3 separate regions of the Homo sapiens genome follow, and all the other regions are linked to region 1. A link is a contact called in ENCODE Hi-C or POLR2A ChIA-PET data. All regions are on one chromosome and are shown on one strand. The core of a region is the stretch at or near the end of the contact, and the rest is flanking DNA. Distances in the headings are between cores, read along the strand shown.

Region 1 (2,833 bases), core at 238-2,737:
TGTAACAGTGACAGTGGCTCACTCACTTTGCTCCATTTCCAGAACACGGTCACCATCATTTTGCTCAAAATTTTGAGAAGTTGTTGTTGTTTCTAATTTGTTTTTGGCACAAGCATGCTGTTCCGATAGGAAACTTTCTGTTGTTTTATGCTCGAGCGGGGACGATGAAAGAGGAGATAACCAAGTGTTTCTTCTGCACTTGGGCAGATCTGGTCGCTGGTAGGCCAGGTGAGGACTCTTTAAGTAGAAATGGCCTCTCGAGTTTCCAGAAAGGAAACACAGAGTCAAGGGTGGGTCTGGCAGGGCTGGGACGAAGGGGAGCCAAGTGGGGTGCCTAAGGTGTAAAACTGAAGGCGGCGCTCATGGTCAGGCCCTGCAAGCACAGGGTGGGCGCCTGATGCGATGCCTCCTCATACACCTTCTCATGGCTGGGCCCTGAGGCCGACCACCTCCATCTCTGGAGATCTGGTCTGGCGCCGGTTACCTGCTGAAAGGCACTGAGATTGTGTTCCAAGTGGAAAAGTTGGTTCCAGCGGACTCACATGCATAGAATAAGACACACATTTCACAGCCCACCTTCATCACCAAAACCATGGACTTCGGAGTCTGATGACCTGGGACTGACTTCCAGCTCGCCATTCATTAGCTGTGTGACCCAGGGAAACGCTTAATCGTGTGCCTCGATTTCCGTCCTCATCAGTAAAATGGGGAGGACTCAGAGAAGAGGACTAAACGACAAGGGGATGGAGGATCATGAAAACACCTGGCACAGAGCAAACCTCAGTAAATTGTGAGTTCCCTGTGAGGCCCTGATGTTGTTTACGATCACGTGTTGGCCAGGGATCCTGGCCTCTGGAAACTTCCATTGGCAACATTAGCACAGTAGGAGGGTTTGGAGATCAGTCCACGAATTTACCACCCAGCGAAATTAACTGGTTTCTAGTCACACCACTAATGACAGTTTAGACACAGTCAAAACGGTGATAAATGGACCTAGTTGGCCCAAGCTGATGGATTCATAAATAAATATTTAAACCACAGCCTTTCTCTGACAGCAGAGGCATCAGAGAGCAGAGACGCTATAAGCAAAGAGTTAAGGAGTCAAGGGCCATAGAAAACTCTTCCTGACACTTGGTTCAGGCTCAGAGGGCAACTGAGATGTCCATCTGGTTAACCAAAGAGGGCTTCCAGGAGGAGGTTCTGGGACTTCAAAGAGCCTCCAACTAGGCTCAGTTGTTCTTCCGTTTTCATCATCATCTCAACAGTCAACTCTCTTAAAGTATAACACGGTACAAGATGGGCTCTCAGTCTGCAGGTGAGTGAGTGGAGTCGTTTCCCCAGATGTTTCACGATCCCAGGCCTGGTCCCTTTAAGGCATCGAAACTCAGAACATTCTATCAGCTGCCTCGGCCTCCCCGTGGCGCGCTTACGTCACCCTTCGGGGAAGCGGCTGACGTCAGCGCGTTCTTGGCGAGTGGGGCGGGGCCGGTGACTCACCCGGACCGCGCCCCTTGCTCCCCGCCCCCGCCGGGCCGCGCGCACGTGAGCGCGCGCTGCGCGGGTTGCTAATTTTAGCTCCGGCGGCTTCCCTGGGGTCCCGTGAGGTGAAGGGGAGTGGAGGGGACGAGGCGGGCAAGGAGCGTGGCTCTCCTCGTTCCTTCCTGCCCCGCCGTGGGTTTTCCTCGAGGACCGGGCCCGGCCCGAGGGGTGGGGGCCCGCGGGCGACTCGAGGTGCTGGAACGCGGGCGCTTACCGAGGCGAGAACCTAGGGGGTCTCCCCGCGTGGAAACCCCGCCCCTCCCTCGGCCTTGGACACAGTCGGCGCTCAATAAATGAATCGAAGTTTCTTCCTGGACGGCGACCCTGGGCTTTCGGGAGAAAGCCAGAGGGGCAGGGTTCTGGAAGGTTCCCTGGCGGCTGGGGTGCGGTGCGGGCTGAAATCCGAGCAGGAGCTGGGCGCGGCCCTCGGGGACCGACTATGGGGGACGGCGCCGCGGGAGTGGGGCAAGTGCGGGCCTGGACCCTTGGGGCCACCGCGTCAGCAGTCGGCGGGGCCGTGGGAGGGACGGTGCCCGCCCGCTGTGAAGGGCGGTGGCCCTTCTAGGGTCAGGCCAAGCGCAGAGGCCTGAAGGTCACCGGGTGAGGAGCCAGCGCGGGTGCCTCAGAAGCCAAGCGCCCCGTCCCGAGCCCTGCGCGAACCAGTATGACCTTCCAGGAACCAGATGAGAGCTGCGTTTTCAAGAAGCAGTGCCAGACACCTTGGGAAATCGACACTCTCCTGTCCTTGGGTGGGGGTGGGGGTCCTGGAAAGAAGCTCCGTCAGCGTAAAGTGAACTCTTAGCTTTGACTTTGCAGAGGGATCCGTTGTGTCACAGTGACCCGCATTCCTGTCATTGGTGTGGTGTGTTTCACAGCCATTGCCTCCCTAGGTAGATTGTAAAACGGCGTTCGTAGAGCCTTTGACCTCATAATATTATGTTGGAAATTACACGATAGTAAACATAATGATAAATGGGGAATGTTAAATGGTAGTATGGGAACATTTTCTAATGGTTGCATCCTTAAAATTTTCTGTTTCAAGTTTTTAAAGGCTATAGCCTTAAAAAAAGCTGACTGTAGGAAAATGGTGGAAAGAGTCGTGGAATAAAGGTAGCTTTGGGGATTATGACGTGAATAAATGACAGAAATTAGTATGTGTCATTTTCCTTTGTTTTCCAAAAATACCACAATGTCCTTTGTAAATTGGAAGTTTTTCAGATGTGCATGTGGAAGCTGCAAGATTTTTAGGGCTTTATATCCATCTTAAAACTGGTTTTAAAGGATTGGCAATTAC
Region 2 (2,833 bases), core at 203-2,702, 510 kb before region 1:
AGAAACATTCAAAGCAGCAAGCTCCTCAGTAAGGATTCCTAAAGATACACAACAAGCACAAAGTAAATACAAATAGAGAATTCCACAATTTTAAGCAAAACATAACAGGCTGGTACCATTATAGAAAGAAGGAAAAAAAATGAAAAAATGCACAGAAGAATCTGCAAAAGAACTTACTAACTTAAAGTTTAAAAAAAAAGAAATATCTATGCCTAAAGCAGTTTTCCAAGATGTCAACATGTCAATTCAATCTAAAAGTGAAAGTAGGCAGAGACCCATAATTTACTGTTAGAATCTTTAAAATAAATATTAGTTACCAAATACTTTTTATTACACAGGCATTATGATCTTGAAATGGGTAAATAGGGGCCCTTAAGTGATACTGAAATCTTGTAAACACTAGTTACCAGAACAATGATCACTTAGTAAACAGCACCATAATTCATTAAATTCTTATTTATATAACTTAACACCTACTAAAACTTAACAATTACTTAGTAGGTCTCAAATAGGACACTTCAGCTACTGTTTTGTGAAATGAAGACAATCTTCACGCAAACATATAAAGACTGATGTACAGGCCAGGCACAGTGGCTCACGTCTGTAATCCCAGCACTTTGGGAGGCTGAGGCAGGTGGATCACCTGAGGTCAGGAATTCGAGACCAGCCTGGCCAACGTGGTAAAACCCCATCTCTACTAAAAATACAAAAATAGCTGAGTGTGGTGGCAGATGCCTGTAATTCCAGCTACTCGGGAGGCAGAGGCAGGAGAATCACTTGAACCCAGGAGGCAGAGGTTGCAGTGAGCCGAGATTGCGCCACTGCACTCCAGCCTGAGCAACAGGAGCGAAACTCCGTCTCAAAAAAAAGAGGTTGATGTACAAATGATTCAGGCAATTTCCTCAAAAAAGCATTTAGTTAAATTTTTATCAAATACATAAAATAAAATCTTCATATAAATGTTACCTCCTGGACATCCTCTGGATTTCTTCGTGAAACAACCTAAAACAAAACATACATAGAAATCTCTAATCATTATCAAAATTTAAGATTTCATATTTGTATAATTAACTTCCAATAGTATTTGTATGAAAAATTCAATTTGCTTAAAAAAATAAACACTATATCATTTATCCAAAACTCAGCTATATAATAACTTCACTATCTGAAATTCATACTGTTAAATCAAGTTTAACCTAAAGTTACCTCCCTTAGGCTACATATTTTAAGTTTGGCCTAAAAGTTTCTCTGTACATAATGAAAGAGAAATAGATATGTAAATAGATGTGTAAAGACTGTAACCTACTCTGGCGCCAATCACCAAGTTTTGGCCAAAGAGAGCCAACTGTTCAAACAGTGTTCAAATAAGGCAAATGCTTAGTTGGAACCAATACAGCTGTTTCAGTTTCCTTTTCTGTACATCACTTTCCTTTTTCTGTCCATAAATCTTCCACCACATGGTTGCGCTGGAGTCTCTCTGGACCTACACTGGCTGAGGAGGCTGACCAATTTGTGAATCATTCTTTGCTCAATTAAACTCTGTTAAATTTAATTTGGCTAAAAATGTTATTTTAACAATACTAAAAATTAAGCAAAAAAACAGCTAAAAGTAAGTCCACATGCTAAAGTTCATATATTCACTACATTCTTAAGAAAAAGCATCTGGCCTTTACTCTTACTTAATTAACATAATTCTAACAAGTTTGTTCACATCTCCCCTTCCCAGCAAGCCTATATACAAATTAGAAGCATAAAAAGCAGCTGCACTTAGGCAAAGTGTACAAGGGATCTCCCTACATTATTTCTTACAACTGTATATGAATCTACAATTAGCACAATAAAACTTTCAATTAAAAAAAAGCAGCTACAATGCTCGGACACAACATGTGAGAAGTATGAGAAGTAATCACTGGCTACCTATGATGAAGAAAACAAAAGTAATATAAATTATTTACAAACATTCAGGGACAAATAATCCTTCTATCAATACTCCCTAAGCAAAGAGGAAAAGGAGAGATTCCTTCAGACTTCCCTGATGACAAAGGCCAAAAAGTCTAACACCAGGTAAAAAGATTTTTTTCACAAAACTTTTGAAAAGGCTAGGTGTTTAAATCATCAAACAGCATCCTAAATTAGGAAAATCTCACATTAGATTACATAATACGGTACCATCCATGTAAGTGTCAAATTAACGGTTTTGAAGCTACAATGGTGTATTTTGCAAAAATAAACAAAAAGATAAATCAGGCTGTTCTGCCTATGGAGTAGCCATTCTTTATTCCCTTACTTTCTTAATAAACTTGCTTTCACTTTAAAAAAAATTTTAAAAAAAGATAAATCAAACACACATTAAAATGGTTGCCTAGGAGTGTGAGGAAGAAAAGGGTCTTTGATATCTAATGACAATACACCATGAACTAGGGATTATAATCCATTCAGCAACACCCCTAAAGTCCAAAATAAGAACAAAAAATAGAGGATGTAAAGTCAGACAAACCTTGGTTCAAATTACAGTTCCTCTTACAGGTTTGATCTCATCGATAAAACGGAGATAATACTAACTGCCTGGCCTGGCTGTTGTGAACAACAAATAAGGACACAGCAAGAACTCTATAATTTAAAAGTTTCCTGTCCCCTACCAGACAGGTTAACCATTGTAAAAGGTCCCACCTAAGAATTCCAGAGAACAAATATCTTGCACTCTATTCTCCAACTTTCAGAATATATAAACTTGGTGAAATCTTGTAGTAATTGTCATTAATTTATACTACAGTGCTATGCAATAGAACTTTCTGTGATAACGGAAAAAAAGGTTCTCTATTTGCAGTGTTCA
Region 3 (2,833 bases), core at 231-2,730, 490 kb before region 1:
AAAATACAAAAAATTATCAGGGCATGGTAGCACATGCCTGTAATCCCAGCTACTCGGGAGGCTGAGGTAGGAGAATCGCTTGAACTCAGGAGGCAGAGGTTGCGGTGAGCAGAGATCATGCCATTGCACTCCAGCCTGGGCAACAAGAGCGAAACTCCGTCTCAAAAAAAAAAAAATTATTCTGAAGGCCTGCTTTACATCCTCCAAATGTATATTGAACTACTGTTACTTAATCTGTACCTCTCTTCTTTAAAAATTGATAAAGTTAATTATTAACATTTTATATAACTTGGAGTTAGGCAAAACTGGTTTCAGATCCCAGACAGATCTGCTACTGCCTTGCAATGTAAAGTTGGGCAAGTTACTAAACTTGCTTTAATCTATTTCTTCCTCATTAAAATGAGAATTAAATTGGGTGATGTGCATAAAATGCCTACTATACACATATATTCATGCACACATACGTCACATACATATATACTTATTTAATTTTGATTTATTCTTACTTTCCTAGAAGATGCAGACTCTCTTTAAAACTCAAGGCAAAAGCAATGAAACATAAAGTGGGTACTAAAAATTGGACCAGTTAGTTGATGTAAAGGAGCCTCCCAACTTTAAAATGTGCCCTCATGGTAGCTCACACAAGCCACCCTCAGCAGATTTTTTTCACGTCTCCTACTGAAAAACATGAAAAACTCAAAGGTTTGACAAAGCCCGGATCCACAGTTCCTAGGTTGGTGGCCTAACACTGACATCTGTCCCAAGAATCTGTCTTTCTCACAGCAAACCTGATAAAGGTCAAGAGAAAAAACAACTTATATTACATAAGCCAAACAATACATAAATTAACACTTTTTAATCTGCATTATCTTCCTGGAGCAAGCAAAACCACTTCTGCAAATTGCGAACTCAGAAGAGAAAGTCCAAACGGGATGGGAACTGAGTCATCAATTTAAAACCATCAACCACTGACTGCCCCACCCCCAGAAAGAGGACTCTACCACGACCTACTACAGTGAAGCCCTGGGCATATCACACTCAGCCACTACTCTAAAAATCCCAACCTCCGACACCCAAGTCCCGCCAGTAGGAGCAGCACCCAGTCCCACCCTCGGCTCTGAGCCAGAGTCAGGTACCCTCACATCAGGGTCCCCACCCCAGATCCTCAGGTCCCAATCCAAGCTCTACCCCAGCCCGACACCGGCACTCACCCGGGCGGTGACCTTATATACTGTGTAGCCCCTCGGGTGTCGCTGGGGCTCGGTGACAGTGTAGAAACGGGCCAGGTCGGCACTCCGCTCCCGGTAAGAGGTCATCCTCCCGCCGCCTCTGCCGCCGCCGCCACCCGCCCGGGATCATGAGGGAAACCCGGCGCCGCCGCGGTCCAGGTTCCCCAACGCAGCGGCGAAGCGGCGAGGGGGCGGTGGCTCCAAGGCGGCTCCACGGCGGCGCCTCAGCTGCACAGCTCTGCTTCCGGGTCAGCAGAGAAGCTTCCGGGCCAGGCTATCTCCCGCTTCTAGGGGGAGGGGAGACTCCTCCTTAGATTCTAGCCCCTTTGGGGCACCTGGGACTGGCCTGTAGTTGAAGACTAAGGGGTCGCGCTGCCACCCCCGTCACTGCGGAGACCTCAGGCCTCTCCACTAAAGACGACCTCTTGTACGCTAGCTCCGTCACCTTTTATGAGATTTTATGAGAGTTGGTATAGCCACGCCACACCGGGAGAGCGTGGTCCTCCCTGCCTCCGCCCCGCCGTGGTACAAACTTAAGTGGAGTGTTGAAGGGATGGAGAGATACCATAGCCTAGCACCTTCTTTCCTTACCTATTCACAGCCTATCATTTTAAATACCCACAGCAACATCTCATTCTCTGAGACATATCCCTTACTTCTTTCTAAGACGAATTTCCTTCCATTGAGCGCCTTTCTGTAACACATCTGCACAGCAAGCCCCCAACCCAAAAAAGCTCCCAAGCCAATATCAATCTTTTAAAAATCCCCACAGGTTCGAAAATCTGGAGTCCGCCTCTGGCTAGAAGAAAGAAATATGTCACTCGACCTCTCCGAGTCACTCACTACAGTTTCCAATTTCAGCTGAGGTTGTTATCAACGCTTGGCAGTTCCTTTATCTTTTTGTGATCAAGGTTCCTTTTCATTCCACAAAATATTCATGCCAAGTCTTTGCCATTATCCTAAAGACTCTGTTCCTCTTCCTTTTGCCTCCCTACTCTCCGCACCACCACTCTTCTTTACAGGGAAAAAAGAAGAGGAAGAAGCAGCTATGGCCCTTAGTACCAATTCCTTTGTCTTCTCACATTTCCATGCCAGTCTGAAACGTACACATATCACTTGCTCATTTTTACAGCTAATGACTCCACATGTGATCTGAATCCCATCCTCTTTGGCAAACCTTAAGACACTGTTTCAATGACATTCCAAATCTCCTTTCTGTATGTTTAATCTCTTTCTCACCACTGGCTCCTTCTTTTCAACCTACATATATCTAAGTCTATTAGTCATTCATTAAACCTGAATTCACCACCTACTATGTGCCAGACATGATGCCAATTTGGCATTGGAGTTACAAAGATAGTCCCTGTTCTCCGACCGGGCGCGGTGGCTCACGCCTGTAATCCCAACACTTTGGGAGGCCGAGGCGGGCGGATTACCTCAGGTCAGGAGTTCGAGACCAGCCTGGCCAACATGGTGAAACCCCGTCTCTACTAAAAATACAAAAAATTAGCCAGGCGTGGTGGCAGGCGCCTGCAATCCCAGCTACTTGGGAGGCTGAGGCAAAAGAGTCGTTTGAACCCGGGAGGTGGAGGTTTCGGTGAGCC

What was found. A loop is a pair of places that touch in the nucleus more often than their neighbours do. ChIA-PET counts read pairs that join two places held with the same protein, here RNA polymerase II (POLR2A). Pooled maps may share reads with other maps.
Region 2: a loop to region 1 is called in a pooled map, with 4 times the contacts of the local background. The contact joins two enhancer-like sites. A Hi-C loop is called at or near these places in 1 of 37 single-sample maps with no recorded cell type and 2 of 50 pooled maps. POLR2A ChIA-PET finds 5 or more read pairs at or near these places in 1 of 52 experiments (activated naive CD4-positive, alpha-beta T cell).
Region 3: a loop to region 1 is called in a map of CD8-positive, alpha-beta T cell, with 15 times the contacts of the local background. The contact joins the promoter of RPS6KC1 here to the enhancer-like site in region 1. A Hi-C loop is called at or near these places in 2 of 168 maps with a recorded cell type or tissue (CD8-positive, alpha-beta T cell and naive thymus-derived CD4-positive, alpha-beta T cell) and 10 of 50 pooled maps. POLR2A ChIA-PET finds 5 or more read pairs at or near these places in 2 of 52 experiments (H1 and T-cell).

The regions. Positions count from the first base shown.
Region 1 is chr1:212,557,690-212,560,522 of GRCh38, reverse strand. No RefSeq gene overlaps it. Among named protein-coding and RNA genes, the nearest start is that of LINC01740, 13 kb to the right of the region's middle. RefSeq lists enhancers at 1,147-1,286, 1,787-1,916, 1,296-2,033 and a silencer at 1,457-1,726. Within about 2 kb of position 1,487, at least 38 of the 41 ENCODE cell types and tissues checked have a DNase peak (open chromatin) inside an H3K27ac peak, as active enhancers do; they include CD8-positive, alpha-beta T cell, where a contact is called at or near this core.
Region 2 is chr1:213,069,175-213,072,007 of GRCh38, reverse strand. RPS6KC1 (ribosomal protein S6 kinase C1) reads right to left here. Exons shown (of 15, transcript NM_012424.6): 2 at 967-1,002. Among named protein-coding and RNA genes, the nearest start is that of RPS6KC1, 19 kb to the right of the region's middle. RefSeq lists an enhancer at 1,268-1,567. Within about 2 kb of position 1,452, at least 2 of the 41 ENCODE cell types and tissues checked have a DNase peak (open chromatin) inside an H3K27ac peak, as active enhancers do.
Region 3 is chr1:213,049,888-213,052,720 of GRCh38, reverse strand. It overlaps RPS6KC1 (ribosomal protein S6 kinase C1), which reads right to left and starts at 1,480. Exons shown (of 15, transcript NM_012424.6): 1 at 1,212-1,480. The coding sequence starts at 1,316. RefSeq lists a silencer at 1,252-1,351.